Regions from separate parts of the Mus musculus genome. Here all the other regions are linked to region 3. A link is a loop called in an ENCODE intact Hi-C map of the cell type or tissue named here. Cell type or tissue: heart. All regions are shown on one strand. Each heading gives the region's core, and the rest is flanking DNA. Links, peaks and the distances in the headings are about the cores only. Region 1 overlaps Shank1 (SH3 and multiple ankyrin repeat domains 1). Region 2 holds the start of Aspdh (aspartate dehydrogenase domain containing). Region 3 holds the start of Clec11a (C-type lectin domain family 11, member a). Region 4 holds the start of 2410002F23Rik (RIKEN cDNA 2410002F23 gene).

Evidence for each region. A loop is a pair of places that touch in the nucleus more often than their neighbours do. Peaks named below come from ENCODE experiments on the same cell type or tissue, not always from the same donor. Only the 100,000 strongest peaks of a DNase experiment are listed, where the experiment ranks them.
Region 1: a loop joins it to region 3, with 2.2 times the contacts of the local background. A loop is called at or near these places in 12 of 42 quality-filtered maps.
Region 2: a loop joins it to region 3, with 2.4 times the contacts of the local background. A loop is called at or near these places in 2 of 42 quality-filtered maps.
Region 4: it touches region 3 in a loop (3-fold over the local background); 3 of 42 quality-filtered maps call a loop at or near these places.

What each region holds. Positions count from the first base shown.
Region 1 is chr7:44,356,853-44,364,073 of GRCm38, forward strand. Shank1 (SH3 and multiple ankyrin repeat domains 1) reads left to right here. Exons shown (of 25, transcript NM_001034115.1): 25 at 1-1,501. The coding sequence ends at 485. It overlaps 1700008O03Rik (RIKEN cDNA 1700008O03 gene), which reads right to left. Exons shown (of 6, transcript NM_027049.1): 3 at 6,091-6,163; 4 at 5,800-5,920; 5 at 4,198-4,331; 6 at 3,191-3,529. The coding sequence ends at 3,334. Among named protein-coding and RNA genes, the nearest start is that of Gm39001, 14 kb to the right of the region's middle. In heart, for the core only: no CTCF peak of the experiment used is centred there; DNase peaks (open chromatin) are centred at 2,539, 3,309 and 4,149; H3K4me3 peaks cover 3,191 bases; H3K27ac peaks cover 2,329 bases; H3K27me3 peaks cover 3,301 bases.
Region 2 is chr7:44,463,806-44,471,026 of GRCm38, forward strand. Aspdh (aspartate dehydrogenase domain containing) reads left to right here and starts at 1,630. Exons shown (of 7, transcript NM_026690.1): 1 at 1,630-1,730; 2 at 2,285-2,429; 3 at 2,666-2,750; 4 at 2,859-3,008; 5 at 3,080-3,300; 6 at 3,374-3,528; 7 at 3,838-3,946. The coding sequence starts at 1,667. The coding sequence ends at 3,881. It overlaps Josd2 (Josephin domain containing 2), which reads left to right and starts at 4,175. Exons shown (of 5, transcript NM_001205071.1): 1 at 4,175-4,385; 2 at 5,002-5,164; 3 at 6,607-6,732. The coding sequence starts at 5,019. It overlaps Mir7052 (microRNA 7052), which reads left to right and starts at 6,542; the gene lies at 6,542-6,606. In heart, for the core only: a CTCF peak has its summit at 4,248; DNase peaks (open chromatin) are centred at 2,956, 3,146 and 4,166; H3K4me3 peaks cover 3,419 bases; H3K27ac peaks cover 4,871 bases.
Region 3 is chr7:44,301,202-44,308,422 of GRCm38, forward strand. It overlaps Clec11a (C-type lectin domain family 11, member a), which reads right to left and starts at 5,758. Exons shown (of 4, transcript NM_009131.3): 1 at 5,418-5,758; 2 at 5,072-5,273; 3 at 4,628-4,819; 4 at 2,565-3,785. The coding sequence starts at 5,564. The coding sequence ends at 3,340. In heart, for the core only: a CTCF peak has its summit at 3,739; DNase peaks (open chromatin) are centred at 3,820 and 5,498; H3K4me3 peaks cover 2,292 bases; H3K27ac peaks cover 2,191 bases; H3K27me3 peaks cover 512 bases.
Region 4 is chr7:44,242,981-44,250,201 of GRCm38, forward strand. 2410002F23Rik (RIKEN cDNA 2410002F23 gene) reads left to right here and starts at 3,742. Exons shown (of 6, transcript NM_025880.4): 1 at 3,742-3,843; 2 at 5,272-5,315; 3 at 6,562-6,619; 4 at 7,041-7,079. It overlaps LOC115486841 (a small nucleolar RNA gene), which reads left to right and starts at 5,110; the gene lies at 5,110-5,200. It overlaps Gm36864 (predicted gene, 36864), which reads left to right. Exons shown (of 5, transcript NM_001378657.1): 5 at 1-206. The coding sequence ends at 26. Snord88c (small nucleolar RNA, C/D box 88C) reads left to right here and starts at 6,875; the gene lies at 6,875-6,958. It also overlaps Snord88a. In heart, for the core only: no CTCF peak of the experiment used is centred there; DNase peaks (open chromatin) are centred at 3,461, 3,731 and 4,271; H3K4me3 peaks cover 3,025 bases; H3K27ac peaks cover 2,281 bases.

The DNA.
Region 1 (7,221 bases), core at 741-5,740, 56 kb after region 3:
CCTCGCTGCTGCCTGCCTCGGATCACAAGGTCAGCCCAGCGCCCAGGCCCTCTTCTTTGCCCATCCTGCCTTCAGGACCCCTCTACCCGGGCCTCTTCGACATCCGTAGCTCTCCGACCGGAGGGGCAGGAGGCTCGGCTGACCCCTTCGCTCCCGTCTTTGTGCCACCACACCCCGGGATATCTGGGGGTCTTGGAGGAGCCTTGTCTGGGGCCTCTCGCTCCCTATCACCCACCCGCCTGCTCTCGCTGCCCCCGGACAAGCCGTTCGGCGCCAAGCCTCTAGGGTTCTGGACCAAGTTTGACGTCGCTGATTGGCTGGAGTGGCTGGGCTTATCAGAGCATCGAGCCCAGTTCCTGGACCACGAGATTGATGGCTCCCATCTGCCCGCCTTGACCAAGGAGGACTATGTGGACCTGGGCGTGACCAGGGTGGGCCACCGTATGAACATTGACCGGGCTCTCAAATTTTTCCTGGAGAGGTGATGGCTGGCCTGGACGGACCAGCCCGTCCATAGGACCCTTGAGCCTGCTGACCTCTTGACCTCTGACCCCTCTGACCATCATTCTCTCCCCTCTCCCCTCAGGGGGCCAGGGACTCTGCTAAAACTGTGCCTGGCCCCATCTCCCCAGGCCTGACTGAGGTCCCCAGGTGGACCCGATGCGGGCCAGACAATGGCACCTCGCAAGAGGTGGGCAGCTGACACAAGACTGCAAGTGGAGTAGAGGGGGGGATTAGACAAAAATGACAAAGGGGTACTGAAGAAGGAGGGAAAGGCCGACTGGGGGTGGGGGGACAGACAGAGCCATAGAGGGTCAGCCCAGAGCCTGACCTGATGGGGTCCTGGGAAGGTGTGCCCTCCGATTCCATCATTCGCGCCCCTCAAATAACCCTTTTCACCTCTCCAGGCCCCTCAGTCTTCCCTCTCTCCGTGGCACACTCAGCTGCCCAGCCCCCGGCCTCTTGCACGCCTGTTCCCCTTCCTGGCTGCAGTTTTTGCACAAGCTTGCCCCCTGGCTGTCTTGCACACCTCTGGCCTGCTGAGGCCCTCTCCGCTCCCCAACACGCTGCATTCTTTTTTTTTTTTTCTTTTCTTTCTTTTTTTTTTTTTTTTTTTTTTTTTCCTCAAGCGCCACCGCCTTCGCTAGCTTGCTCTCTGCATACTTGCTTCTGGGGGAGAGGGGTTACTGCACCCTTTCTTTCTCTAGCCACCCTGGTCCCATGCTGCAGACACACATGGGACTTTCCTTCCCTCTCCTGCTCCCAGACCCAGGCATACTCCCATAGCCCCTGGCCACCCGTGCTCTCTGCTCTCTCTGTACATGCTCTGAACACACTCACCTCCGCTCTCACGTCCAGGGCCACTTTCCTGTCTTGCCACCCCTAAGCCCTTACTCTCCCTCTCATGGTGGCACTCCTGTGCCCGGCCTTCTCTATTTTCTCTGACACTTAGCACACCCCTCACACTCATGGCCCTGAACTCTTTCCAAATGTTTAACCCCTTCTCCCCCGGCTCCTCATCCTTCTCCTTCACATTCCTGTTCACTGCTGTTTTGTTTTGTTTCCTGAGAAAGGGTTTCTCTGTGGAACCCTGGCTGTCCTGGAACTCAGAGATTGCCTCTGCCTCCCATATGCTGGGATTAAAGGCGTGCGTCACCACGCCAGGCTACTTCTGTTCACCGGTTTCCTTGCTTTCTTGTGTACCCTTGCACACTTCCTCTTGTGCACTTGCCCTCCCCGGCCCATTCTCCACCCCTGCCCCCAGCCTCCTTCTTCTTTTTCTTCTTCTTCTTCTTCTTCTTTCTTCTTCTTCTTCTTCTTCTTCTTCTTCTTCTTCTTCTTCTTCTTCTTCTTCTTCTTCTTCTTCTTCTTCTTCTTTCTTCTTCTTCTTCTTCTTCTTCTTCTTCTTCTTCTTCTTCTTCTTCCTTCTTCTTCTTCTTCTTCTTCTTCTTCTTCTTCTTCTTCTTCTTCTTCTTCTTCTTCTTTCTTCTTCTTCTTCTTCTTCTTCTTCCTTCTTTAATGGTGCTCAGGTATGGGATGTGCTTGCTGCGCTGTTCTGATCTTTCTAGATGACTTTCCCCAGTTGCCCTGCAGAGCCTGGCCTCTTTTTGGTTTGCGTATTCGCCTCTCTGCATACTCTTAGCCAGTCCTCTCTTCTCATTTTCTGCACCCACCCTAGGTCTTCGCTCACCTCCCCCTGCTTTTCCTAGGGAGAGGAGACCCTGCGCATGCACGCTGGCTCCCAGCTCACTAGGCTGTCACCCAGTCCTGTCATTCTTAGACCATTCATCTGTCTGTCCATTTTGCACGAAGATTCCCCTCTCCTCCCCAACCCTTTCTTCTCTCCCAGATTACGCCCCCATCCTTACAGCATGGCTCCTCCCTCCCCGCACGTTCCCCCTCCCTGCTTCTGGGGCTTGGGAATTAAAGCCACCTCTCCTCCCCTAGGTAGCCCCCTCCCCTGCTGTGGATAAAAGGGGAGAAGGCATCGCCCTCAGGTTCCCCCCTATGTTCAGCTGCCAAAGAAGGGAGCTCCCCTCCTTCCCCCCACCCCATTCCCTATAGCTGTCCCCAGGCGCCCCTGGGGCGCTCCATCCACGAGGGGAGGGCCAGCCCCCTCCCCTCACCACGTCAGGGAAATGCAGGGAACCTTGTGGGAGGGTCACGGGAGGGGGAGGGGTGGCGAGGGCTGGAGAGGTGGTGGCGCTGGGCCCCTACCCGCCCCCTCCCCCTGGTCGGATGCCCCCCGTCCGCAGGGGGCCTGCGCGGCGCCTGTCTATCAAGGGCTTGTTAATTCCGGATGGGTGCCGCGGGGTTGGGGAGGGCGTAAGGGGTGGGGGTGGGGGTGAAGGAGCGGGGAGAGGGAAGGGGGAGGGATTGGATGGGGGAGCGGGGTGGAGAGGAGAGACCAAGCAAAAAGAGAAACAATAGCAAAAGAAAAATATACAAAGCAAAATAAAAATTAAAAAAAAAAACCCTAGAACACACAAATCCAAAAGGGGGAAAAACCTGAAATAAAAGCCCTAGAACTGTCTTCCAAGGGGGCGGGAGGGGACTTGAAAGGAGTTGAGCTCGTCCTGCAAGGTCGCAGGGATAGGTTGTGACCAGGTTGGCGTTTCTGGCCGAGTGGATGAGAGTGGAGGTTCGCCCCGCCCCCCACGCCCAACACGACTTTGCCGAGAGAAATGGCTTTTGTATCAGGTCATTCTTTATAATTAAACTCACAGTATCCACCCCCTCGAGCCGGCCCCGCCTCCTTCCTAGGGAGGCCACGCCTTCTCGTTTCGCCGGGTCTGGGGGCGGGGTGCAGCTGGAACCCGCCCCCGCTGTGCGTCAATCTTCGTCGGCAGGCTCCGCCCCGAGGGCTTCGAGCATGCGCCTTCGGACCAGAGAGCGGCGCAGGTGCAAACGGTAGTCCCCCAGCAGTAAATCGTCGTGGCGCACCAGTGGGTACGCGGTTCCACGGAGGGTGAGCCCGGAGCGCAGCAGGCGTGACCGCGTCTGGAAGTCTGTGACGGTGATGAGCCACCTGTGGGCGAAGTGAAGGCCCAGAGACGTCTTTGGGTTCACCCTGGCCCCCTTCGCTTGCGGGCGTCACTGCGGTCTTCTCAGCTGGATCGTTCACCTCACCTGGGAATGCGCCAGGTCCCGCCCTCGCTACTGTCTCCTCAGACTCCGCTAGAAAAGCCCTTCAGCATAGGACCTGCCCCCACAATGTCATCCTGACTCTGACTCCTCCCTAAATGCTACCCAGCCCAGGCCAGCCCTCCAATGCTATCTTCATTCTGATTTTGCCAAAAGTGCCGCTCAACCTAGGACCCGTCCCTCTGAGTGGTTCTGGGCCTCAAAACTCACTGTTCCCCTTCACCTTGACCTCATCCTCTCACCTCGCCTCTTCTCAACTCACTCTAGGCTCCAAGTCTTTCAGTTGCTTTTAGCTCCATCCCTCACTGGCCTCTACACTCTGACTTCAACCACCAGCCTCCTCTAGGTTCCACGCCCTCTGTGTCCGTCCCCCCACCCCCCCTGTGTCCTCCCCCCTCCGTCCCCCACTGATGCTAGGCTCCGCCCCTCTCCCACTCTCACTCTAATTCCGCCTCCCAGCTCAGTTTATGGAGCATTACGCTCCCTGGCTGCATCTCTCCCAATTACGTTCCTCAGCCTCTCACCCTAGACCACTCCCATGCATGGTCTCACCTGTCCCTGCGGCCCGCAGTACCGCAGATGACATTCATATTCTCGTAGCGGATGCTGTTCACGCGCCCGCTTTCCATGGCCCCGGGCAGCTCGGCCTCCAAAGCCTGCAGCACCTCCACGTGCGTAAAGTCTTCCTGCGTGGGCATGCATCAACTTCAGCCCTTATCTCCTAGGCTGGAGCCTGGTCCAAGACTCCACCTACAGACCCGCTAGGTTATGACACTCTTGTCAAAAGGGGTGACCACAGGTGTCTCTCGGGTGTGAAGGCATCTGCTACTCGAGATCATTCTGAAAAACTAGACTAATTAAATTGTAATAACCGCCCTACAGGGAAACTCTCCCAGAGACCAGCCATGGACAGTGCTTTACAGTTCTGGAGGATTCTATTTGAACAGGTGATTTCAAAGTTAAGGGGCTGCAGTTATCAGAAGGGTCAGAAGAAATTGTTTGAGCCGGGTGTGGTGGCGCATGCCTTTAATCCCAGCACTCGGGAGGCAGAGGCAGGCGGATTTCTGAGTTCAAGGCCAGCCTGGTCTACAGAGTGAGTTCCAGGACAGCCAGGGCTATACAGAGAAACCCTGTCTCAAAAAACCAAAAGAAGAAGAAGGAGGAGGAGGAAGAGGAGGAGGAGGAGGAAGAAGAAGGAGGAGGAGGAAGAAGGAGGAGGAGGAAGAAGAAGAAGAAGGAGGAGGAGGAAGAAGAAGGAGGAGGAGGAAGAAGAAGAGGAATAAGGAAGAAGAAGAGGAAGAAGAGGAAGAAGAGGAGGAGGAAGAGGAGGAGGAAGAGGAGGAGGAAGAGGAGGAGGAAGAAGAGGAAGAGGAAGAGGAAGAAGAAGAAGAAGAAGAAGAAGAAGAAGAAGAAGAAGAAGAAGAAGAAGAAGAAGAAGAAGAAGTTGTTGTTTGAGGAGATGTGCCATAGTGGAAAAGTGCGAAAAACAGCTGTCCAAGTATATATAATCACTGTTGATGGGCTGGCTTCCTGGTTTAGTGGGTAAAGACGCTTACTGTGTGAACCTTATGACTTGAGTTCAATCCCTATAACCTGCTATAGGTGGAAGGAGAGAAATGAGTTGTCCTCTGGCCTCCACCTGTTAGGACAGTCTGGAAGGCCTCTTCCTCCCACCCATGTGCTAACCAGGCCTGCTTTAGCTTCTGAGCTGGAAAGAGATGCCTCGTACCTGGGGCAGTACACTGGGGTCCCTTTCTTAAAGACACCAAGGAAAGGAGAGATGAAATGGGGACAACAGCCCCCCATGAAAGAGTAAAGTCACATAGACTTCTAAAGGGATGCCTTAAAGCTTGCACCTAGTATACAGTAGGTGCCTCTTAACGCCAGACACAAGCAATCATGGTCTCCTCTGTGTGTGTGCGTGTGTGTGATTTTGTTTTTTTGTTGTTCTCTTTGAGACATGAGCTCAGGTAGCCCAGGCTAGTTTCAAACTCACCGTGTAACTGAGGCTGACCTTGAACTGCTAGAGTGCTGCAGTAATGAACACAGATTTACCATGCCCAGTCCTTAACCTGAATTAAACCGCCGGCCACCTCAGGTCTGATCCGCTGATCCCATCACCACCTGAACTGTGCAGAGAGCTGGGCCACTCACCGAAGTCTCCATGCAAAGGCAGAGGGGCTGGGCAGAGGGTGGTTCTGAGAATTTTCGGATACACGGGAGCTCCCGATCCAGCGCCTCATATTCCGAGATGACCTGCCGCAGGTACTGCTTCCTGTGTGTGTGTGGAGGAGAGGGAAAGAAAGAGGAGAGGGGAGGAGAAGGATAGAGGGCAAAGGAAGGGAGGAAGGGAGAACAAGGCAAGGAAAGGGACTCTCAGGTCAGGGGCTGCTGCTGTCACCTCTGCAGGAGCTGTCACAGGTCGCGGGACCAGGGAGTACTCACGAGGACTTGGCAGGCTTGCCCAGGCTCCGAGACATGGACTCCTCCATAGACTCGAGGTCAACAAGGAAGGATCCTAGTAACAAAAGAACCCAGTGTCACCTGCCAAGAACCCTTTGAGGCCATAACTCTTTCCAGAAGAGAATCACCCAGCAGTGTGCATACCACTCAGGAAAGTTAGATCTCAGGGGCTAGGCTCTGAGATATCATCTGGAAGCTACAGGATCCACCCTTCCATTACGGCGCTGAGACTGTTTCCTGGCTAGGTGCAGCCTGAAGGAAGCAATGCAAGAGAAAAATAACACTCTGCACCAGAAACTTTTTTTTAAGATTTATTTATTTCATGTATGTGAGTACACACTGTCTTCAGACACACCAGAAGAGGGCATCAGATCCCCATTATAGATGGTTGGGAGCCACCATGTAGTTGCTGGGATTTGAACTCAGGATCTCTGGAAGAGCAGTTGGTGCTCTTAACCACTGAGCCATCTCTCCAGCCCTCTGCACCACAGTTAATACCAAACTCCAGCCTGCTGGTTGGAACTTGACTGATAAGTTCCTCACATATGACCCCTTTCTTGCCCACTTTACCATTAGCTGATGGGCCTCTCGTTTCCCTTGGCTAGTCATTGGCACACATGACCTATTCTCTCCCTCTTCTCTTCAGCTGTACAGGCACAAGGGTGTCTAGCCTCCCTGAGCAGCTCCTTTGTGGCCTGGCAACCAAGTTCTCACCAACGGTGTAAGCGAGAGGGAGCACTGCAACTTTAGGGTTGTCCACATAGAGGATTGTCCACTGGCTGTGGTAGTGTGCAGACCTGGCAGCACAGCACAAGGAAGGCTGTGGCAAGGGGGTTATCATGAGTTCAAAGGCAGTCAAAGTCACACAGGAACTGTGGGTCAGCCTGTGTCTCACGGGAAAAGTGTGGGGAAGAGAGAGAGGGGAAGGAAGAGGAGGACGGGGAGGAGGAGGAGCAAGAGGAGGAGGGGGAAAAAGAGGAGGAAGAAGGAGGGAGAGAAGGAAGGAAGGAAGGAAGGAAGGAAGGAAGGAAGGAAGGAAGGAAGGAAGGAAGGAAGGAAGGAAGGAAGCTGTTTGATGTTTGGCTCTTCCTTCAGATGGGCTGGAATGTGGAT
Region 2 (7,221 bases), core at 1,604-6,603, 160 kb after region 3:
TGCTCCATGTGTGCCTCCCCAGAAACGGGAAGCCATCATGCCGCTTAACGGGACCGTCCGTCTATAGGCACGGCTGCCTAGGAAGCAGCACTGACAGTCTGGGGGACACTAGTGAGCAAGTGGTTGTGTCCCCACAAGAGAGTCCCCTCCACACACATCCCTGGCTACTTGGGAGACAGAGTCTGCACAATGGAGGTGCACAGAATAAACAGGTCTGGACCACATGAGGGACACGGTAAGTAGACCAGGGACATGGAGGGCAGAGTCACCTGCAGCGTCTGCAATTACCAAGGAGAAAAATGTGCAGCCAGGCCAGGACTAGTGCTAAAGTGGGGACATTAGTGACATCTCTGCATGACCCATGTGTCCAAGGTTTAACCTCCAGACAGCTAAAGTTACCTGGGAAGTTTGAGAAGGCCTAGGGAGATAGAGAGGTAGCCAATCAGGCACACAGCACATGGACCCCTGGGCTAGCCTAATGCAGGCTTGGCCTGTCATCCACACATAGCACAACTAGACCCTCTGTGGACAGGGAAGGCCCCAGGGTGCACACCTCTATCAGAGATAGGGAGCAGGCACCTCCCCTCCAACTCTTTGAACCCTGTGTTCCTGCCCTCTTGTCCCTGTCCCCACTTCTTCCTGATTTTTCTAACTGACCCCACCCCTCCATCTTCTCCCTCCCTCCCCAGTGCTAAGTGGATTCTTTATCTGTGACAACTGTCAGGTTCTGGCCCTATCTCCTTCCCCACCCAGCTCCTCTCTGCTGATGGAGCCTGGGACAGAGCTGTTGCGCATGCACTTTAGGTTCTCCATCTTTTCTGCTTTCTCCGCAACCATCTCGGCTAGGATCCTGGTTACCATGGCAACAATGCGGCTGTACCAGGTGGCAATGGGGGCAGGGAGCTGGCCTGCTGCAGCCTGACATGTCCCATGCCAGGCCTGCCAGCCAGTGGCTGGGCTCATCCTGGGACACTCAGAGACTCCCCAAGCCATGCAGGTCCCTTCTTCATGGACAGGAAAGGAGACAGGAGGGGGTCAGGGGACCAAGAATACAAAGAGGCTGGAGATTGTGGCCTCAAGGTGGAATGAATGGTGGACAGTTAAGGTGAGCTCAAGGACAATCAGACACTGGAGTGAAGAAGGGGACTCCAGCCAGGACTGAGGAGCACGGAGGACTGGGAAAGACAGGACACAGGTGGGGCCTGCAGGACCACATACATTCCAGCCAGACCTTTCCACTTAGACTTTAGAGGGGGGAAAAAAAGGAGATCAAGAGGTTTGTAAGGGGCTTGGTGGGAGACCTAAATTCCTGTCCCCAGTTCTTCCCCCATCCCAAGGAAAATGCAGTCTCCATGACAACCTGCTGGCCAGACTGAGGAGGGGGGCTGTAAAGGGAATTTTCTACCTCAGCAGGAATGGGAGAATGTGGGCTGCTCAGGAGGCCGTGGGGTAGTGGGCACATAGGGCCATGCAAGGCCTAGCTTCCAAGCCACCATGCCAGCCAGCAGGAGGGCAGAGGGCTGGAAAAGGACACCCTCCCCATCCTGTTCCCTCCCTCAGTGGAGAGAGTCAGGGGTCAAAGTCCAAAGTTCATTCACTGTCAGGCCTGGTACAGGGGCCAGCAAGCACAGCAGATCCCCCACAGCAGGGTACCTTGTTAAAGACCATGGCCACCAGTACGCTCCCTCAAGTTCCTTACAAGGTGGGGGTGGTGGGCTATGGCCGCCTGGGTGAGTAAGACCTGGCCTGGGGTCTCTTTCTATGCCCTGTTCCTAATGTTCCAGAAACATTTGCTTCCATCTATCTTTCACCCCAGCCTGCCAGCCCAGCCTGCCTTCTGCCCACTCACTGGGCCTCCCTCTGTCTCTCTGTGTCTCTCCCTCTGAGAGAGTGTTTATCTCTGGGTATCTGCCTCTCTCTAGGTCTCTGTCCTTTCTCTGGGTCTCCAAGGTCTGTCTGTCTCTGTCTCTCCCCCCCCCCACCTTCCCCTCTTCTCTCTCCCATCTTCTGTCTGTCTTTCTTCTTGCTCTCATCTCTGTGTGTGTGTCTGGGTCTTTGTGTCTCTGTCTCTGTGTGTATGTGTCTCTGTGTATGTGGGGCATCTCTGTCTCTCCTTTCTAGGTTTCTATGTATTCTGTCTGTGTGTCTGTCTGCCTCTCCTCTCTGGGCTTCTGACTGTATTCTGTCTCTAGGTCCCTGACCCCCCCCCACCCCCAATCTCCCTGACTTAGGAGGGGAGGGTCTCTCTCCTTTCCTTGGATCCCTAGCCCTCCTGTCTCTGCAGGACAGTCCCTTGTGTCCCGCCTTCTGGCTCAGGGATCAGAACTGGGCCTAGAACTTGTTTTTGTGTGGAACCGTGACCCTGGACGGATGGCAGGGAGTGTGCCCCCTGCCCTGCAGCTCCAAGACCTCACTGCCCTTGAGGAAAGGTCAGCGCCCCACAGAAGGAGCCTCCCCAAAGCTGCTTCCTGCCTCCCTGTGTCAGACAACCCTTTGACCCTTTCTGAGTCTCAGTGCATATAAAGAGAAACTAGAATGCACCCACTATCCCACTCCCCTCCCTCAGCCAGGGTAAGCAGTGCTATCCCTCCAAACCCTGAGGACCTGGGAGACAGGAGACCTGACTCTTCTCCAAGGCCCTCCCCCTCCATGTCTCTCTTCCTAGGCACCCTGACCTTGTGGTAGAAGTGGCCCACCCCAAAATAATCCATGAATCTGGGGCACAAATCCTTCGCCATGCAAACCTCCTGGTGAGCCTCCTTGCCCCTCAGTGAGTCCCTCTCTGTGTTGGCTGCATCCCACCCTCCAGCAGTAATCTGGGTCTTGGCCTTGCCTCTCTCTACCATCCGTGTCCCAAGGTGGGATCCCCCTCAGCTCTGGCTGACCAGACCACAGAGCAGCAGCTCCTGGAGGCTTCAAAGCGCTGGGGCCACACTGTGTTTGTGGCCCGAGGGGCCCTATGGGGCAGTGAAGACATCAGCAGACTGGATGCAGCCGGAGGCCTCCAGGTGAGGACTGTCTGGGCTGCCAGACGGAACATGTAAGAGTCTCAATCTCCTGACCCTGCCATTGCTTCCAGAGCCTTCGAGTCACCATGGCCACACATCCTGATGGCTTCCGGCTGGAGGGACCCCTGGCTGCAGCCCACAGTAGTGGGCCCCGCACAGTGCTCTATGAGGGCCCTGTGCGTGGGCTCTGTCCCTTGGCCCCCCGAAACTCTAACACCATGGCAGCTGCTGCCCTGGCTGCCCCCAGTCTAGGCTTCGACCGTGTCATTGGGGTGCTTGTGGCTGACCTTAGGTAAGCACAGGGCGTAGGTGGCACAGCTGTGTACACTCCGGGTGGACTGACTGCACTTCTCTGCCGGCTGCAGCCTCACCGACATGCACGTGGTGGATGTGGAGCTGCTAGGACCCCCAGGGCCTTCAGGTCGCAGCTTTGCCGTGCACACCCACAGAGAGAACCCAGCCCAGCCTGGCGCTGTCACCGGCTCTGCTACTGTTACAGCCTTCTGGCACAGCCTACTGGGTGCGGCAGGCCCCTCCAAGGGTCCCTTGGCGTTTGTGCTCGGCAGAGCTCACATGTTGGGTGTCCCAACCCCAGTTTTCTGTCTTTTCTCATTCTTAGTTCTCACTCCCAGGCTCTATGAGCCTCTCTTTCCCCGCCCCGCTTTCTCTCAGCATCTGGGTCCCCCTCTAGGTCTCTACATCCACATGCCACATCTCTTTCTGAGTATCCTCCTTGACTTGTACCACATTACCTTTTCCAAAACCCACGTCCACCATGGCCACCTGCATGTGTCTGTGTTGTCATCCTAGTTTTTCATTCTCCCCACAGGCTGCTGTCAGCTCACCTCCAGACCTGGGATCCACCTCTGCTGAGTCTCCTCCCCTACTACCCTTACTGTCATATTGACAACTATGGGTCCCAGTAAACATCAGAGTTCAGCCCACTGTTCTCTTTGGCCTCTTTGGTTCCTTGTCCCCACCTCTATGTCGTCACGCTTCAGCTACACACTGAGTATGACGCCATAGCAGCAGCGTGCGAGCTCATACACAAACCAGCCCCCTGAAAGCTATCGCGAGATCACTCGTTACCACAACTCCCAGAAACCTCTAGGCAGCAGTGAGCCCTGGGAGAGAACGAGAACTGGCTGCTTTGTCCGATGGGAGTTGTAGTCCCACGCGGCAGAGCAGCCCCGGAGGACTTCCGGACTGCGCGTCCTATTTAGACGCCCTACGGAGGCCTTCGGGAATCGCAGTTCGGCGCGCGCAAGTCGCCGGGAGCTGTAGTCCCTTTCGCCTGCTCAGTCAGCGTGCTACCACCCGGTCGCTGCCTAGGGAATGCGAAAGCGGTCGGTCCCGGGGAGCAGAAAGGCCGGCGGGGTGAGGGCCAGGCGGGCGACAAGCAAAGGCGGGTGGGAGTGTGCCTGGTTGCCAGGTGACAGGAAAAGGTGGGGGCTCCTGTTGCTTAGTAACTGGTAGAGGGCCTCGTTGCCAGGTGAAGGGAGGCGAGAACCCTGGTTATTGAGGAGGGGAAGTCTTTCGTTGCTAGGCGACCAGAAGAGACCCTGTTACCCAGAGACGGGAAAGGAGGAGTCCTCCATTGCTAGGTGATCAGAAAACGGACCAGGATACCCAGAGGGTGGGGTTGTTCTGTTGCTTGGGAACTAAAAAGGTATTGTTTCCTAGGGACAGAAGGGGTGGTAGTCCATTGCTAGGTGATGATGATCAGGACCCTTTTGCTTGGAGACATGTAGTGGGGGTGGGTCTCTATTGCCAGGTGAGCAGATGAGAGCCTCTACTCCCCCCACTCCCAGGACTGGGCTCAAAAGGTGTCTCTGTGCTCTGGAGACAGCCTGGGAAATAGGGTCAGGGCCTCACGGCCTCCTAAGCTAGCCCCAGTGCCCATCTCAATGTCCATTGCCCAGGGACCCAGGAATCTAGAGAACCGAATGAGCAAGATCCTAGGTGCCTAACACCTCCTTGTCCCACCCCGCAGCAGGAGCTGAGGAGGGCATGTCTCAGGCTCCGGAAGCAAGGCCGAGTCCACCCTCAGTGTATCATGAGCGGCAGCGGCTAGAGCTGTGTGCTGTCCATGCTCTCAACAACGTCCTTCAAGAGCAGCTCTTTAGCCAGGAGGCTGCCGACGAAATCTGCAAGAGGTGACTGCCATTGTTCCCCGCCCTGGAAGAGCAGGGCTCAGAGAGGCACGGGAGCCTTCCTGGGACCCTAGCAGGGCCAAGGCTCCGATCCAGGAGCTGTTGCCTGCCCTCCCACCTGCTGCTTCTCACAGCCTCAGCCCCAGCTTTGGCCTCAACCTCTCTTATCTGAGCCTCTGTCACAACCTCCCAGCTGTCTGTTTTTCTTCTCCTGGTCGTCCTACACACAGCCCCACAGCTGCTTGCCCCCTCCTCTGCTTCTATCCCTCTTTGGTTCCCCAGAACTCCTAGGGACTAGCCCCGGGCCTTCAGGCTGAACTCAAGGCCTTGTGTGCTCGGGTCCTTGCCTACCTTTCTGCAGCTTCATCCTTCGATGTACTCCTAGGCCTCCAACAGGCTGTTCCCATGTTACACAAGGCATTTTTTTCCCCTTCTTGGTCCCTTTGTTTGCGCCTCACAATTTCAACCATCACTTTTGTAAGAAACTTTCTTGAATCTCTCTCCCCATTCCCACCTCTAGGCTGCAGGGTGCTTCTATGGGCACATAGACACCCCAGCCTGTAGTCCTTGCCCAGATCCACAGGCAGCCCTCATCTGTAAACTTCAGACTTACTTAGAACATACGCATCTCTCTTTCTCCAGCTCTTTCTCCAGGGACATGCTGAGCAGCTCGAGCTGAGGCAGATGTCACAAGGGGGAGAAGGCTGGGAGAGCTGCAGACATGAGTGGCTCCCTCTTGACACTGCTCGCCAAGGGTCCAGGCCTACAGAGGAGCAGGGCCACAGAGCTGGGGAGAGCTAGAGGGAAGGCTTGGGCACAGGGACATCTGGGATGGGTGGCTGCTAAGAGCTGGTGCTGAGGCTATGCAGGGCCTGCTTGCCACTGGAGGAGGTGGGCGTCTGTCCTGGGATGATAGGGCACTAGGGATGCCTCTGAGCAGGGTAGGGCAGGGTGTTCCCAAAAGAAAGGGGCACTCTGTATTCAGATATGGCGGCATGAATGTGACTATCACCCAGGGACTCTGAGCACAGTCTTGGGTCTGAAGGCTCCTCTCCCAGAAGAAATGACATCTGAAGCTGGTCTGGAGAGAGACCGTGACGAGTGGGAAGAATGGAGGGGCAGGGACTTTGTCCAGAGCACTTGGGAGTCACGGGAGAAGTGGAAGTAGGAAGGGAGCAGGGCAACTCAGGCTCCTGGAAGTTGAAGGTAGGCTAGAGGGAGAGACTAGAGGCTGGGAAGGGTTTCTGAGTGGGAAAAGATAAAGCCTTAGCCAGTCTAAGAGTACAGGGCTCAGGGGTGGAGGGAGAACAGGACGTGAGGATGATAAACTGTGTGGGGGTTGAAGAGAGACGCGTCAAAGGCCAGGCTCTGGGCCTCTCCTATCATGTGGGAAGGTGGAGGCCTTTCCAGGATTTCAAACCTTGGCTCTGCCCCCTCCTTCCCAGGCTAGCCCCAGATTCCCGGCTGAACCCCCATCGCAGTCTCTTGGGCACCGGCAACTATGATGTCAACGTGATCATGGCTGCCCTGCAGGGCCTGGGCCTGGCCGCTGTGTGGTGGGACAGGAGGAGGTAGGGCCTAGGCTGTGGGCTGCACTGCCTCTGGGCGTGTGGGATGACACAGAGGGTGGCTTGAAGGGAGCCAGGGAGGCTATGGCAGATGGGGTCTGACTGAACGATGGGCTGAACTTATAAACTTGGTACCAGTCCAAAGGGTAGCCAAATGAGTAACTTACGATTAAGGTGGGAAAGACAGAAGTTAGTCAAGAGTAGTGGAGCCATCTTGTTGGCCCAAGGCAGGACTAAGCGGGAAGCCAGCCTGGACTGCATATGGAGAGCCTGGGTCAAAAGGGCAAACAACAAAAAGTTGAGGTTCTGGGGTTCCATTGGCAGAAGGCTTCCCCGTCACATATGAGGCCAGGATTCCATCCCCAGCACTCCATCAACTGCTGTAGTGGTGCACATCTGGGATACCCGAGACCCTGCCTAAACAAACCAAAGCTGGAGTTGACAGATAAGAGGGTAATGGGTCAGTGAGTGAATAGACGCTCATTCTGGAGA
Region 3 (7,221 bases), core at 766-5,765:
TACATTTACATAATTTTTAAGTTTATATTTATTTTTTGGTTTTTCGAAACTGGGTCTCTGTGTAGCCCTGAAACTTGATTTGTAGACCAGGCTGGCCTTGAACTTACTGAGATGCTCCTGCCTCTGCCTCCGAGGTGCTGGGATTAAAGGCCCAACTGACTCCTGTAGTTTTGTACTTTATCTAGAGCTGTCGGACTGAGAATTGCCTCTAGAAGGGATAGAGGGAGGAGTCTCTTCTGGAGATAATTGGCATAGCTCCTCCATTCAACAGTGTATGCAAAGGTGACATTTAAGGGGTCATGGCTGAGAGAGGGGCACCAGCAGTCAGAAGGGGAGTCACTGAGAAGAAGAAGGGGAGACTCTGAGAGCCTACCTGCCTCTCCACCCTTCTCCTTTCCAGCCCATTTTCTGAACTTGAGCTTGCATGTCCATCTTCAAATGCTGCCATTGGTTCCATCATCTGATGGAGCCTAGCCAGAGGGTCAGCTCTGCAGTTAGGGTTCAGGCATTCTCAGGATTATAAAGAGAATTCTGTGGCTTGGTTCTTCTGAGGCGATATTGCTTAACAATTAGCGTAATCGTATTACAAGCAATTGTGCTAAAAATCACATGCAGGAAAGAAAATCACCCTGAACAACAGCAACCAGGAAACAACAGGGAAAGATCCACATGTGGTCAAGAAACATGAGGAAGTCTGGGCAGTAAAAAGTGCAGGCATACATGAGGTGGTGCGGGCGTGCGTGAGTGCGTGAGTGCATGCGTGCGTGCGTGCGTGTGTGTGTGTGTGTGTGTGTGTGTGTGTGTGTGTATCAGTCAGGATCACATACCCATTCCTGGGCTCATAATGATGTCTGCTTTGGGCTCCTTAGGATGTGGCTCTGAATTACCTCCTCATACTCTGCAGGCTCATGTGTGTGAACACTCAGTCCCTAGATGGTGAGTCTTTTCTGGGGTTTCGCAAACTTTTAAGAAAGAAGGTATGCTTGGTGGAGGTGGGTTACCTGGCTTTTGAGGACATGACGCCACTTCTGGTCTGAACTATTCACCAAGCTTCCCAGATATGAAAGGCAGCACCTTCAAGTGCTTGCTGTCCGGGTTTACCTGGTTTAGGCTGCTCCCACCACCACGCCGTCCCTCCCATAGTGAACTGAAACCCCCCCCTCCCTCAAGGGGTTTCTATCAGGTGTCTCATCCTGGCATTGATACAACTAGTACCCATGATGCAAAGCTAATCCTCACACAAGAAAAGGGGTGCAGACCCCCTCTGCTGTGTAGCTATTTCCTTCTGAATATAATATCACTTCATGGGGCTGGAGAGTAAGCTCAGTACCGAAGGGCTCTTGTTGCTCTCACAGAGGACTCGGAATGATCCCAGTATCCACGGCGTGATTCACAGCTATCTCTAACTCAAGTTCTATGCTATGGGCCCTTCCCTGACCTCCTTGGGCACCAGATACACACATGCATGTTGCACACACGCACACATGCAGGCAAACACATAAATCTTTTTTTTTTTAAATCCCTCCTTGGAGGAAGGAAGGAGGGTCATAAGAAAGCAGGAAGTTCAGAAAGTTACAAATTCACAAGGCCCTTCCCCCAGGTCATCCAATCAGTAGACAAAGAGAGGAGACTTCACTAGAGCTGCCTGTAGGTTGTAAAATGGGGGCATGGGGTGGGGGTGGGGGCTCCAGGGATCAGCTAGATTTGGGTGGAATCATTTCTTCAGACTGCCTTTGGTGCCCTATATGGAGTGAACAGACATCTGTTCACATCACCTCATAAAGTCACACATGCATGCAATGCTGAGGGTCAGGCTGGCCCAGGACAAGAAATTGTCCTATCAGAAAATAAAGCATAAAAGGTATGGGCAGGGATGGCTGTTTGGTACATGTTTGGCCACTTCCAGACTTCTGATGTTCATGTTACAAGGCCGCACCCGGCCACCCAAAGAGGCGTGCAAAATGGGAGAGACTGCCCCAGCTATTAGACTAGGAGACCTGGGCTCAGAGAGGAAAGACTGACTTGGCTTCTCAGGCAGGAAAATAACTGAGCGAACCTGAGTGTTCCCATAAGGAAAGTCCTCGCTTTGTGTGTGACCTCACATACTAAGGAGGTTGTGAGACTTAAAAGTTGTGGTAGGTCTCTCCTCTCTGGAATGGGCTTGATGAAGTAGTACTGCCGTCCCCTCACCGTGCCACCCCAACTGGGAAAACAGTTTCCGAGGCACAAGTCAACAGAAAAGAAGATTAAATGTCAGGACCTAGAGCACACCTTCGCGATTCCTTGGTCTCTGCTCAGGACCAAGGCCAATGACTGAGATGATGACAGGGCTCAGGTCCTAAAGGCCCCATGAGGAAGCAGGCTAGGGATGTTGACACCTATATAGGTGCATGAATACTCCAGACATCTGTGCACAAGTGTGCACAACCACATGTACGTTCCTATGCACATGTGCTCTATGACATTCTGTACTTCAAAAACACAATTACCCAAAGTCAGGGTCTGGTACTTCCTAACTTCCCCCCAGGCAAGACAAAGGTCAGATGTCTCCATGACCCCTCAAATTATATTTTAAAAGGATTTATTGGCACTGGGCCTATTTGAGACCTTGAAGTTTCAAAGACAGGTGGGGACATGGAGAAGTCTGGGGCTGGGGGACCAGCCGGGATTGGCGGCAGTTCTGGCCCAAGGAGGGCTCAAGATGCAGGGTGCACTATAGAGTGCAGAGTGGAAGATGCACGGGGTGGAGTTCAGGGTGCGGAATGCACATTGTACGTATGGTGGTTAATATTACATTTAAAAGTTTAGACTCACTGCTTGAAAAACCAAAGCAAAATATGCCTCAGACGAAAGCCCCTAGCTTGTGTGGGCTGTACACTAACAGTCCATCTACTTCCTCATTCTCCCAGATATTGAAGACTATTCTGAAATTGATTGGCCTTGTAAAATTTGCTGTCCTAGCAAATTTAGTTGTAAGACTAACTGCGATTTCTGTTTTTGTAACTAATCTTGCTTCCTCTGCTCAAAGGATGACTAGGACAACTTCAAGACATATATGTTAAATTTTTATGCTCCGGCCTACATGTAAGCAGGCTACATGCAATCTTGTGGGGTTTGCCTTTAAAATCCCTGGGCTGATAATGCATCTTGGAAGCAATCTCAGGAGCACACCTGGCCCCAATCAGTCTGGGTGCCAGTATCTAAAATAAAAAACCTCTTCTGATTAAAATGTATTCATGGTCACGCTTAATCTCTGAGCGACTCCCAGGCCCCTAACAATAGGGTGCGCGGTGTACGGTGCAAAATGTGCACTAGAGCTCCTGGGCAGAGACCGGTTCTCTAGAAGGGGAACTCGCAGACGAAGTAGAGGCGCCGCTCACAGTCATGGTCCCACCAAGAACCGTCGTCTGAGGCCTGGGCCACGCAGTTCTCCAGGACGCCGCCATTGGGCTGATCCGGGCTGAGTGGATGTGTTGCCGCACTAGGCTGGGCGCCGGACTCCAGGCTGAATGCGCGGTGCCAGGCGAAGAAAGACACGCGCTGGCCGTTCTCGAAAAGGTAGAGCCCCTCGGAGCGCCGATCGTGCACTCCCAGCCACACCGGCCAGTTGTAGGGGGCGAGAGCGGCGCGTAAGTACCGGCTTAGCGCATCCATTTGCTGGCGGTCCGCAGGCTGTGCTAAGCTCCCACCTCGCGCCTTGCACCGCGCCTGCGCCGCCGCCTGGGTCTCGAAGTCTCGCGAGAGCAGGAAGCACTTGTGGCCAAGGCGCAGGCCCTTCAGGCAGCCTGTGTGTAGGGTGAGGCGGAGTCAGAACGTTGCGGGTAGGAGGGGGCGAGGCCAAAGCTAGGCCTTTAGGTGATCAATGAGGTGGAACCAAGGTTGCAGGAGGGGAGAGAGGGCGGGTCCGGTAGGTAGAGGGAGGAGCCTGAGCCGTCGAGCGGTGCCTGGGGTGGAGGACGGGGCCAGGTGAAGGAGGGTCATAAGAAGGATGGCCAATGAGGTGGTGGCAGGCTTACTGAAGGCGGGGCCAAAGAGCTAAGGCCCGGAAACCAATGAAGCAGAGCCAGGACTGCAGGGGGCGGTTTTATAGCGACGGGGGCTAAAAAGAGGCGGAGTCAAAGTTAGAACCGCGGTGACCAGTGAAGCCAAGACGGGAGTGCTGGGGGCGTGGTTAAAAGGAGACAAACCCTTCAGGGGTGGAAAACCATCAGGAGGAGCCAAAGCGCTGAGGACAGAGGAGGCGTGGATAGTAGGAGGGATTAGAACTTCTGTGACCAGTGAGGCCTGGCCAGGCTGTCAGGGGCAGGGCCAATGCTTTGGAGGGTTGAAAAGGGTGGGGCCAAGGGGAGCCTCGTTAGAGCAGTAGTGTGTTAGTGAAGTGGAGCCAGGGCCTTCGGGGGCGTGGCCAGGGTGTAGGCGGTTCCAGACTATGGGTGGGGCTTTCAGGGTGTGGCACAGGTTGGAGCAAGAAAAGTCTCACCCACCTCACAATCCATCTCTAGATGTGCCAGCACCTCCCAGTTCTATGTGGACCCTCTGGTATCCTGATACCCGTTTTCTCCAGGTCTTCAGACCTCCATGGGTCTCCTCCTCCCACCTAGGCCCTCTTTGTGCTGCTGAGACTCACCCTCCAAGCGGCCGTGCTCCTGCTCAGCACGGTCCTGGACCTCCTTCAGGGCTTGCACTGAGTCGCGGGTGTCACTCGCAGCATCCCGCAGCTGCCGCAGCCCCTGGGTCAGCTCAACCACACGGGTGTCCAAAACGTGCAGACGGACGTGCAATTGGTGTAGGCCTGCATCGAGGCTGGCCAAGCGGCCCACTGTGAAAAGACAGAAGGCACAACTAGAGGCACAATTAAGGGCTCTAAGGACATGGAGGGCACGGCCCTCAGACTCCCAAAAGCGGATTGGATGAGGCGATCTGTGGGATGTGTGACCATGTCTATGAAGTTCAGTGGGTTAAACTCTTGACAGGCAGACACATCTGGGGACCTTGGGCCCCTTTGATGTGTCTGGCCTCCGAGTTGGGTCAGTGCTTGACAGACAGGCCACCCTGGCTTCTGAATACTCACAGATGTAAGTGACAGTGTCCTCTGGTGTGGGAGAAGGGCTGGGGAAAGGGTTGGGACTAGAAGAAGGTGCTGTGGTGATTTCCTCTTCCTCTTCTTCCCCTTGAGTCTCTGTGGTCTCCCAGACCTCTTTGTCTTCAGGGTTTTCAGCAAGATTATCCTCATTTCCCACCCCAGTGGGCAGCCCTAGGGCCTCCTGGAGATTCTGGGTCAGAGAATGCATGTCAGTTTCCTTCCCGCCTACCCTCTCAGCTCTTTTCTGAACCCATTGTTCCATCTAAACCCCCTTACTTTTCTTTACCCATCTGAACACTTCATCTCAAGCCCACAGTGCCCCTCCAACACTCACCTTCAACATCTGTGACTCCCGCTCTCTCTCCTCCTCCAGGGCACCTCCCCAGCCTCCCTCCCACTCCCTCCCAGGACCTCGGGCTCCATGACCAAAACTCAAAAGCTGAGGGACCACTAGGGCCCCCAAGAGCCAGGCTGCCTGCATCCAGCTGGGCTTCCCAGCACCCAAATAGTAGAGAGGTCAGAATGCCAGGGGTAGGACTGCTGTATAGACCTAGCAAGTGTCCCAGTCTGGTGGGCAGCTCACAAGCCCCTTGGACCTTCTTTCTGCCAGGCTTTCTCTTCTGCCTTCCCTCCTGATCTGCTCTGTCTCAACTTTTGATCTCCTCAGCTTCTCTTGGTGAGTCTCCCCGCCCCTATTGGCTTCCAGGAGGCTCTGCCTCTGTGGCCGGAAACCTCCAACGTTCCAAAGCCTGATCCCGCCTTGGGTCTACCCACACCCACCCCTTGCCACTTTCCAGACCTCTGCTTCTGCCCTCTTTCCTCCCTTTTGCAAGTACAAGCACTTATATGGATAAAAGGAAGATGGGGAAAGTTTTCCAGGGCATCCTTGGTACTGGTAGGCCTCAGCCTTGGTCCAGGAGTCTTCTCAGAACAAAGCAGGCTATGATAGGATGCCAGCTTTGGACTGTTCACTTCTCTCTGTCTTGGCCATTCCTGAGGAGGGGGCACACTGCAGAGAGTATGCTAAGGTTGCTATTATCCTGTGGTCACCGCTGACCACACAGCCTAATGAAGGGGACTCTTCTAACATTCTCAGGCTCCGGGGCTCTCCCATCCTCTACCCAGATGGCCTGTCCTGGCCCTACCAGCCCTTGTATGTGGTGCCTGCTTGTGGGGATATGTGTGAACAGCATGCATGTGTGCTGCTTAAAAGGTGTAACTACAAGATTCTCCTGCAGGCCAGGCCCTGAGCAGGTTGATGCTGGGGTGGGAGGGGTGGTAGTGAGCCCAGTGGTTCCCCCATCAAGGGAGGAGAAGGGTTGACAGTCAGAGCAGGTATCTCCAGTATGTATACTAACCAAGCACTGGCCGTGAGTAGAGAACCCTCTGCAAGCTGCCTTATCCCAGCCTAGACCACTGCAGTGGCCTCCCCTTACTCTCCCTCCTTCTACAGAGCCCCTCCAATCTGGGCTGCTTGCCTGCCGCAGCCAGAGCAATCCTTCCAAACCATAAATCAGATCACATTACTCCCCACGCCCCTGCCTCCTCACCTTCCCATCAGAAGCAGGAGAGAAGCCAAACCGCGGTCTCCTCGGTCCTCAGTGCAGCCTGCAGGGCTGGGGCCTGGGAGAGAACCGTTTTTTCTGCAGTCTCACCTCATCTCCCCTCACCCTCCATCACCACTCTGTCCTTCCTAGCCTTTTCCTCCTTCTGCAAACTCTTCCCTCAGCTCTTTCTCATTACTGAAGCCTCAGCTCTGCCCACCATGTGAGATGCTTTCTCAAAATGCCCCCTTTTCTTCTAGGTATGGTCCAACCAGTATGGGCTTGTTTATTTACATCTGTCTCTTGCAGACCAAGGCATAGATTTTGGGGCTACTTCTGTATCCCCAAATCAAAGCAGGACTTCCTAGCACCTAGTTGGTACTCAGTTAAACTGATGAATAAGACCAATGTTACAGCAGCTTGGTAAAAGGCCTTAAAAATCAGACTTTTGTGTTTAGGTTGCACCGGAGTTCTCAAGGTGTCTGCCTGAGTGCAGGCGCTGAGGGCAGTGGAAGGTTCCAATGCCAGGAGAGTAGATGGCCATGCCTTACCCACACCATGCCAGGCTCATGAGTCCTGCAGAGCTTTAGTCCC
Region 4 (7,221 bases), core at 878-5,877, 58 kb before region 3:
TATCACTCCAGCCTACATGGTCTTAAGACATGACAATGAACTAACAATGGCTGTCAGCTGCCTGACAACACCCCCCCCATACTCAAGTTATGTAATTTCTGACTCCCTTCAACCCAGAATACTAATTTATATTTTAAAGAAAAATATCTTCTGCCCAGAGTATTTCTTTATTTGGCTCTGTATGGTGAATAAAGCATTTCATGGAACTGCTATATTTCCTTACCCGCTACCTTGTCCACCTTTTCCCTCCTAAGTAGAGGGATAGAAAAGGGATTCTGTCTAATGTCAAAGGTCAGAAAAGAGACTGGGGTGAGGGTCCTCAGGAAACAAATGGCAGGGCTTTGATTTGTTTTGGATGGGTTTTTTTTTTTTGGGGGGGGGGTTCAAGACAGGGTTTCCCTGTGTAGCCACGGCTGTCATGAAACTTGCTCTGTAGACCAGGCTGGCCTCAAACTCATTGAAATCTTCTTGCCTCTGCCTCCAGAGTGCTGAGATTAAAGGTGTGAGTCACTACCACAACAAGTTGCTTAAGCATGTTGAACAGTTGACTTTCAGCTTTTACTGTCTGTCATGGGGTTTTTTTGTTATTGAGACAGGGTCTGTTTTGACTAGGCTAGCCGGAACTCAGAGATGCGCCTGCCTCTGCCTCCTGAATGCTAGGATTAAAGGTGTCCATTACTGTTCCCTAGCTCCACCCTTTAGTCGTACCATCAATATCTCACCTTTTCTGAGAAAATCCTGCTCATATCCTCAGCTCCCCTCCTGTCCTTTCCTGCAGTCCAGCCTCCCCACCCCTTTCTCTTCTTCCCAAATGCCCGCAACACAAGTCTGTTCAGTGTCCGGTTTGAGGAGGGAGGTGTGGGGCCAAGAGGCTTCTGATGAGTGGGGAAAGGTTACCGTGTCCCATGCAGGGAAAGGAGGGTCCCTTTGCTCACTCGCATAGGTCTAGAGACTGTTCCTGACTACCTCCATGACTCATAGCAAGGCTGACCCACTTGGGACTCAGTGTCCTTGTCTGTAGAATAGAGGCAACCAAGAACTGCATGATCAAAAGGCTGGAGAGATGGTGTGGTGATTTGAATAGGTATAGCCTCCCCCCAGACTCATGTGTTTGAATGCTTGGCTCATGGGAGTGGTCCTATAAGGAGGAGTGGCCACGTGGGAGTAGGTGTGATCTTGTTGGAGGAAGTGTGTCATTGTGGAGGGTAGGTTTGGTGGTGAGGTCTCTTATGCTCAAGCCCTGCCCAGTGTGGAACATAGGCTCCTTCTGCTGCCTGTGAATCAAGATGTAGATCCCAGCTCCTCCAACACCATGTCTGCCTGCACACTGCCATGTTTCCCACCATGATGATAGTGGACTAGACTGCTGAACTGTAAGCCAGCCCCAACTAAGTGTTTTCCTTTATGAGTTGCCTTGGCCATGGTGTCTCTTCACAGCAATAAAGCCCTAAGACAGATGGCCTAGTGGTTAAGAGTTCTTGCTTGCTTTTCCAGAAGAATGAGTATGGTTCCTAGCATCCATATTGGATACCTCACAACTGCCTGTAACTCCAGCTCTGCCCTTCTAGCCTCTGCAGGTACTGCATTCATACATATGCATATCCCCCCCCCAACGTGCACACTCAGACAAATGAAAATAAAAATAAAAAAACTGTATAATTGAGTTATCAAAAAAAAAAGTCACAAGGGTCTGGACAGATGGCTCAGCTTTTAAGAGTTTTACAGAGAACCAGGGCTTGATCCCCAAAACCCTCATGGCGGTTTCCAACTGCCCAGAACTCCAGTTTCAACACTCCCATCTGACCTCTAAGGGTACCAAGCACACACACATGCAAGCAAAACACTCATACATATAAATCTAAAATAAGCACATTGTATTTTCAAAGGAAAAAATTTAGATGTGTTCTCATGTATTTCAGGTTGGTCTGGAACTCACTATGTAGCCAAGATGGAATCTAAGTTCTCAGTCTCTTGCTGGCATTCTAGGTGGACACAAGCATGCCTGGTCTAATGTTAGGGATGAACCCAGCGCTTCCTTCATGTTGGACAGGCACTCTACCAACTGAGCCACATTCCCCAAGCAAATGCGTCCATTTTTAAACAGAGTAACAACTCTGTCTTATACTAGATCTACAAGTAATCAAATAAACAGTGTCAATACTGTGCAGACAGATGCAATGTATGTGCCCATAGATGAAGGTAAGGGGGTCCATGCTATGGGGAAAGAGAAAGGTGTCTTATTTTTCTGTTGCTATGATAAAACACCCTGATAAACGCCACGTAAGGGGACAGGTTCACAGTTCAAAGTGCAGTTCATCACATGGAGAGGTAAGGTGAGGGTCAAGGAGGCAGGAGCTTGAGGAGGCTGCTGGTCACACTGCATCTGCAGTCAGAGGGACATTTACACTGGTGCTCAGCTTTCTCCATTTATGCAGCCCATGGTTCCCCAATAGTGGGTGTGCCTTCCCAGGTCAACTAACCCAACTAAGATAACCTGTGCATGGTCAGCGGCTAAGCTAACCTAGATAACTCTCCACAAGGTATGCTCCAAGGCTTCTTTCCTAGGTAATACCAGATTTGGAGAAGTTGACCATATTAACCATCAATGTGGTAACGGGAGCCAAGCACAGAAGCAGACAGGGAGCTTTCTGAGCTCAAGGCCAGCCTGTTCTAGAGAGAGAGGCCTTGTCTCATCAAACTATTGACTTTCCTCTGGTGTGAGCCAGCAGCAATAATGGAAACTCGTTTACCTAAGAGAAGAATCTTTCCCTTTACTTCAGACCACTAGGTTCCCAGGCCAGTCTCCCCAGCGGAATGAGAAAGAGCCCTAATGAGCAGAGGGCCAGCTAAACAAAGAATACTCAGGTCACATTAAGGAATCTAGAGCTTGAAGAGTGTAACATAGACTATTTGGAGGGCAAAATGAAGAAAGAGAGAACTGGTATGAGGTGCAGACTTTTAAAAAAAAAATGTTCTATGACTTCTGTGGTTGAGGACCCACTTCGAGCTCATCCAAGTATTCAGAACCCTGACCCTTATCCCCCAAGACCTAGGGGTTCCAGCCCTCCGCCTCCTTCCTCAGACCCAGCAGTCCTTATCTCAGCCTCCAGATTCAAACCCAGTAGTGCAGCCCTCCAGCCTCACGCCCTCATACACAAGGGTCCAGACACCACCCACCCTCCCTCACACCCAGGGGTCCAGACCCCAACCTGCCCTCTTTCTGGCACAGGGAATTCCCCTCCTTTCCGCCCTAGCGTCCCCGCTCCGGGCCCGCACATCACAGAACCCAGCCCTCTAACTACACCACACCCATGGTTCCCTAAAAGTCTGCCAGTGTGTGCTGGTCCTGCCTCCCGCGCCGCAGCTGCGACTACTGCCGGGTGGGCCCTTTTAGCGGACCCCAGCTTCTGCAGCAAAAACGAGCTAGCCTGCCGCGCTGGCAAGTCGGGGGATTTCCGGTTCTGGCCAAACCCCCACCCCATGGGGGGCTTTCTCGTCCCGCCCTCTCCTTGGGAGCTGTCTAAGAGCTGCCTGACGGAAGTAACGGAAGAACCTTTCAGATATGTTCTTCATTCTCTTCATCCTCTTTGGGAACAACGTACCTTATCACCTGATCAGGAATGTCCTAAGGGCAACAGACGTTTATTCTTTCTGCCACCGTGAAAGCAGGATCCCCGGCTCAGGCGTAAGTGTGGGCTACCTCAGGGCGGGGCCCAAGAGCCGCTGGAGGCGGGGCCTTGCGAGCGCGATGGGTGGGGCTGACGGGCAGCGCGCGCTATAAATGGGGACACGCGGCGGTGGCGCGCGCCTGTGGCGATCGCGTGTGAGGTGAGGTCTGTCCCGGTGAGTTTTTCCACGGTGTTGGCCTCGGTACCTTCCAGTCGGTGGTGCTGCTTTGCACCCTGGGAAGCACGTGTCCCGAGGTGTCCGTGGCCTGGTCACGGGTGTACCTGTCGCGCGGACGGGCTCAAGGGCGCTGCTTGGGGCCGCGGGCGTGCTCGGGCTGGAACCAGGGTTTCTCTCGAAGGGGCGGATGCGGGTACTTTCGGGACAATGCCTTTCGCCAGGTTTGTGGAGCTTGGGATGCCGGGCCAGGCCTTCCTTTGTCTTGCCTTAGCCGGGCTACGCCATTTCTGCTGCTCACGTCGCGGGTCTTGTCCGCCATCTTCCCGGTTTTTTTTTTTTTTTTAGGCGACAGGGAGGGGGGTGTGTGACATAGAATCTTTCCTCCCAGTGACAGCCCCGTGCTACCTGCAGGTTCTCTCCGTAGGAAATCTCTACCACTGCCCCTCCCCCGTGTGGGATTTTGGCAATTTTGTGCAACCTAGAACACATGAGGGCTGGAGGAGGATGGGGTGTAGGGGCAGATACACGATACGGAGTTACCAAGGCGGAAGTGAGTGCACGTGGAGGACTGGATTGCTTCGGAGCAGCAGGTAGGAGTAGACGAGGAGGAAGGGAGCCAGGCCTTTGTTCACCTGCAAGAATACTAATACAATGGCTACAGGATGGTCTTGTAGGGCCTGATGGTACAAGCATTTTCGGTTCAGCTACTCAAGTAAATTACATATTTCTCCCAAAATATTTTAACCACACCTTTGCCTGTAAACCAATCTTTTTCTGCCTACTTACTGGTCAGTGCCATTATCACACTTGATTAAACTCTTTCCTCTTGGGAATCCTACTGTTCTCTTTGTGTTCCTTGCTAAATCATCTCCCAGACAGCTTTCACAGGGTGGTTCAAATCTCGCTGAGTAAGTCACTGGGCCTTCCATTTATTTATTTATTTATTTATATAAATATATATATGTATATAAGCCTATATTATATATATAAAATCTCAGCAGGGTTTTGCTTGTTTGCATTTTGCTCTGTAGAACCCCCATAGTTCTCCCACCAGGCTCCTCAGAAGGATGTGTGTCTTTGCAGGTTGTGTTTTTCAAGGTTACGAACCAAGACAGAACATCATGTCCATAGGGAATCTCTATGGACCTACTGGACTGGGGAACTTGGAGCCTCTAGTGGATTTTGTGTTTGTCAATCTTTTCTATTGTGTTAGCTTGGCCACCATCCCTGAAGGCAAGTAGCCTTGACATTGCAGAAGGCCTGAGGCTCCTGTGATGTTTAGCACTGGGCTCCAAACACCCTTGAGGACACAGTGCCCCTCCAGGACCTTTGACACCTGGAGATCTGAGGACCTCTAAATTTGATGTTCTGTACCTGTGGGCTGGCCCCACACATAACCCTCACCAAGTCCTTTCGGTATTACAGGTGTATCTTGAAGCCACGTAGCCATCCATCATCATCTTACTGTGGTAAGAGCCTTTACTTTTTAATCTGTCCACACCTAAAATAAATAGTGTACCTTCCTTTTCAGTTACTCTCTATAAGTTGGATTTAATGAACCCGCAATTATAGGGTATTACATATTAAAACTCTTAACTTAAATGGGATCAGTCAGGTGTAGGTAAAGATCCCAGACCTGCTGTTCATAACTCCATACCAGTCAGTAAACCACCTCAATAAACCTGGGTGCTGAATGGAACAGACACATCAAGGGCAGGCACCTAAGTCCTCTGCAGTTACATAGAGAGGGTGGCAGTATTTTCTGTCTTCTAAGGGTAAGGACTGGGTAAGGTACAGAAAGGACCAAATTTTCAAACTCAGTAGAGAACAAAATATCGGCATTAGCGCCTGCCCACTGGATTTGTGGACTGAAGACAATGTAGCTTTGAGCATCGTTTAGGGCCTAGCAAATAATTTGTACCCCCCAAAAAAAAGATACTTTTTATTTTTTAAAGAACCTTGAATTTACATAGGTTCTATTATTAAAATAACAAGATTTATCAGAAGACAGGCATGTGTGTTATCTAAAAAAGAACACGTTCTCAGCTCTAGGAGAATATCTCCTTGTTTCTTAGGTGTTGGGAACAGGGAAAACAATGGCTCTGCTGTTGACCTTAAGATGTTTTCTATCTGACCATACTGGGCTTGGGCTAATAACAAAGCACTCTGCATAGCACTGAACACACGGAGTCTCTGGACTGGGCAAAGATGTGAACTGAAAAGGTACAGAGAGCTGGAGAGGAGTTACTTTCTATAATTTGGATTTAATCAACCAACAACTATAGGGTCCAAGGCCAGCCTGTGCTATATAACAAGACTGTAGGGTAGAGGAGAAGAGGGCCAGTATTTGAAGCAAATGAGTTCACTACATCTCACCAGGGTCTTAGGCAGGTGTCATTTCTTTGCAGAATGCAAAGTCATTACTTCCCCCAAGTTGCAGGGTGGAACAGAGGTGCTAACCTCAAACTCAGGCAAGTTGAAGAGTTGGTTTAGGGGGAAACAGGTCTGGAAGAAGGGTGGAAGCCACTTAGGGACATGTTCACTATACCCTGGAAATTCCAAACAGTCCTAGGGCTGAGCCATGAGACCAAGACCAGTCTCTGTCTCATTTGCCCCACATTCCCAAGGACACAGCAACCTCAGTCTACAGCATGCAGGTCAGTGTAGACAATTGAGGGGTAACTGTGGCACGTGCCTATAATCCCAACATTCCAGGTGGCTGAGGCGGGAGGATCCTGAGTTAACATCCAGACTGGACTACATACAAAAATAAGTGAGTAAGATTGGGGGCGGGGAGTATAGAATGTATCGAAAATCTTCTACCTTGGGAGGTAGAAGCAACTTTGCCCACATAAACTGTCTTAAGCAAGGAAACAGGGAAGTGTTACCCCTAAGGGTCCTGGGTTCTCTAAAACCAAGTGTCAGCCATTCTCTTGGGTGGATTTCTGAGCACTGGGCTATACTGTCCCCCTTGGGACTTTGCATGGCCCTAGGACCTTAGAAAGGGAGGGTATTAATATTACCAGGACCCCTCTGATGTTCAGCACTGGGCTCTGACCATCCTGAGGACATGGTGCCCCCAGGGACCTTTGACACCCTGGGGTCTGAGGGGCCCTGGCGACAAAGGGAGTGGATGGGGAAGCTGTGGTCTTTGTGAGTCTCACCAGCCTTTCTCCTCTCCCTCCTGCCAACAGACAGAGGCAGTTCCTTCAGACAACCAGGCTTCCCTCCAGGTAAGCAGAGAGCTGCCTAAAGTGCTAGGACAAACAGCTCAGTTTAGACTCTGTGCTGTCAGTGTGTATGCTTGCGGACCCCCTTGATGTCCAGCACTGGGCTCTGACCATCCTGAAGACATGGTGCCCCCAGGGACCTTTG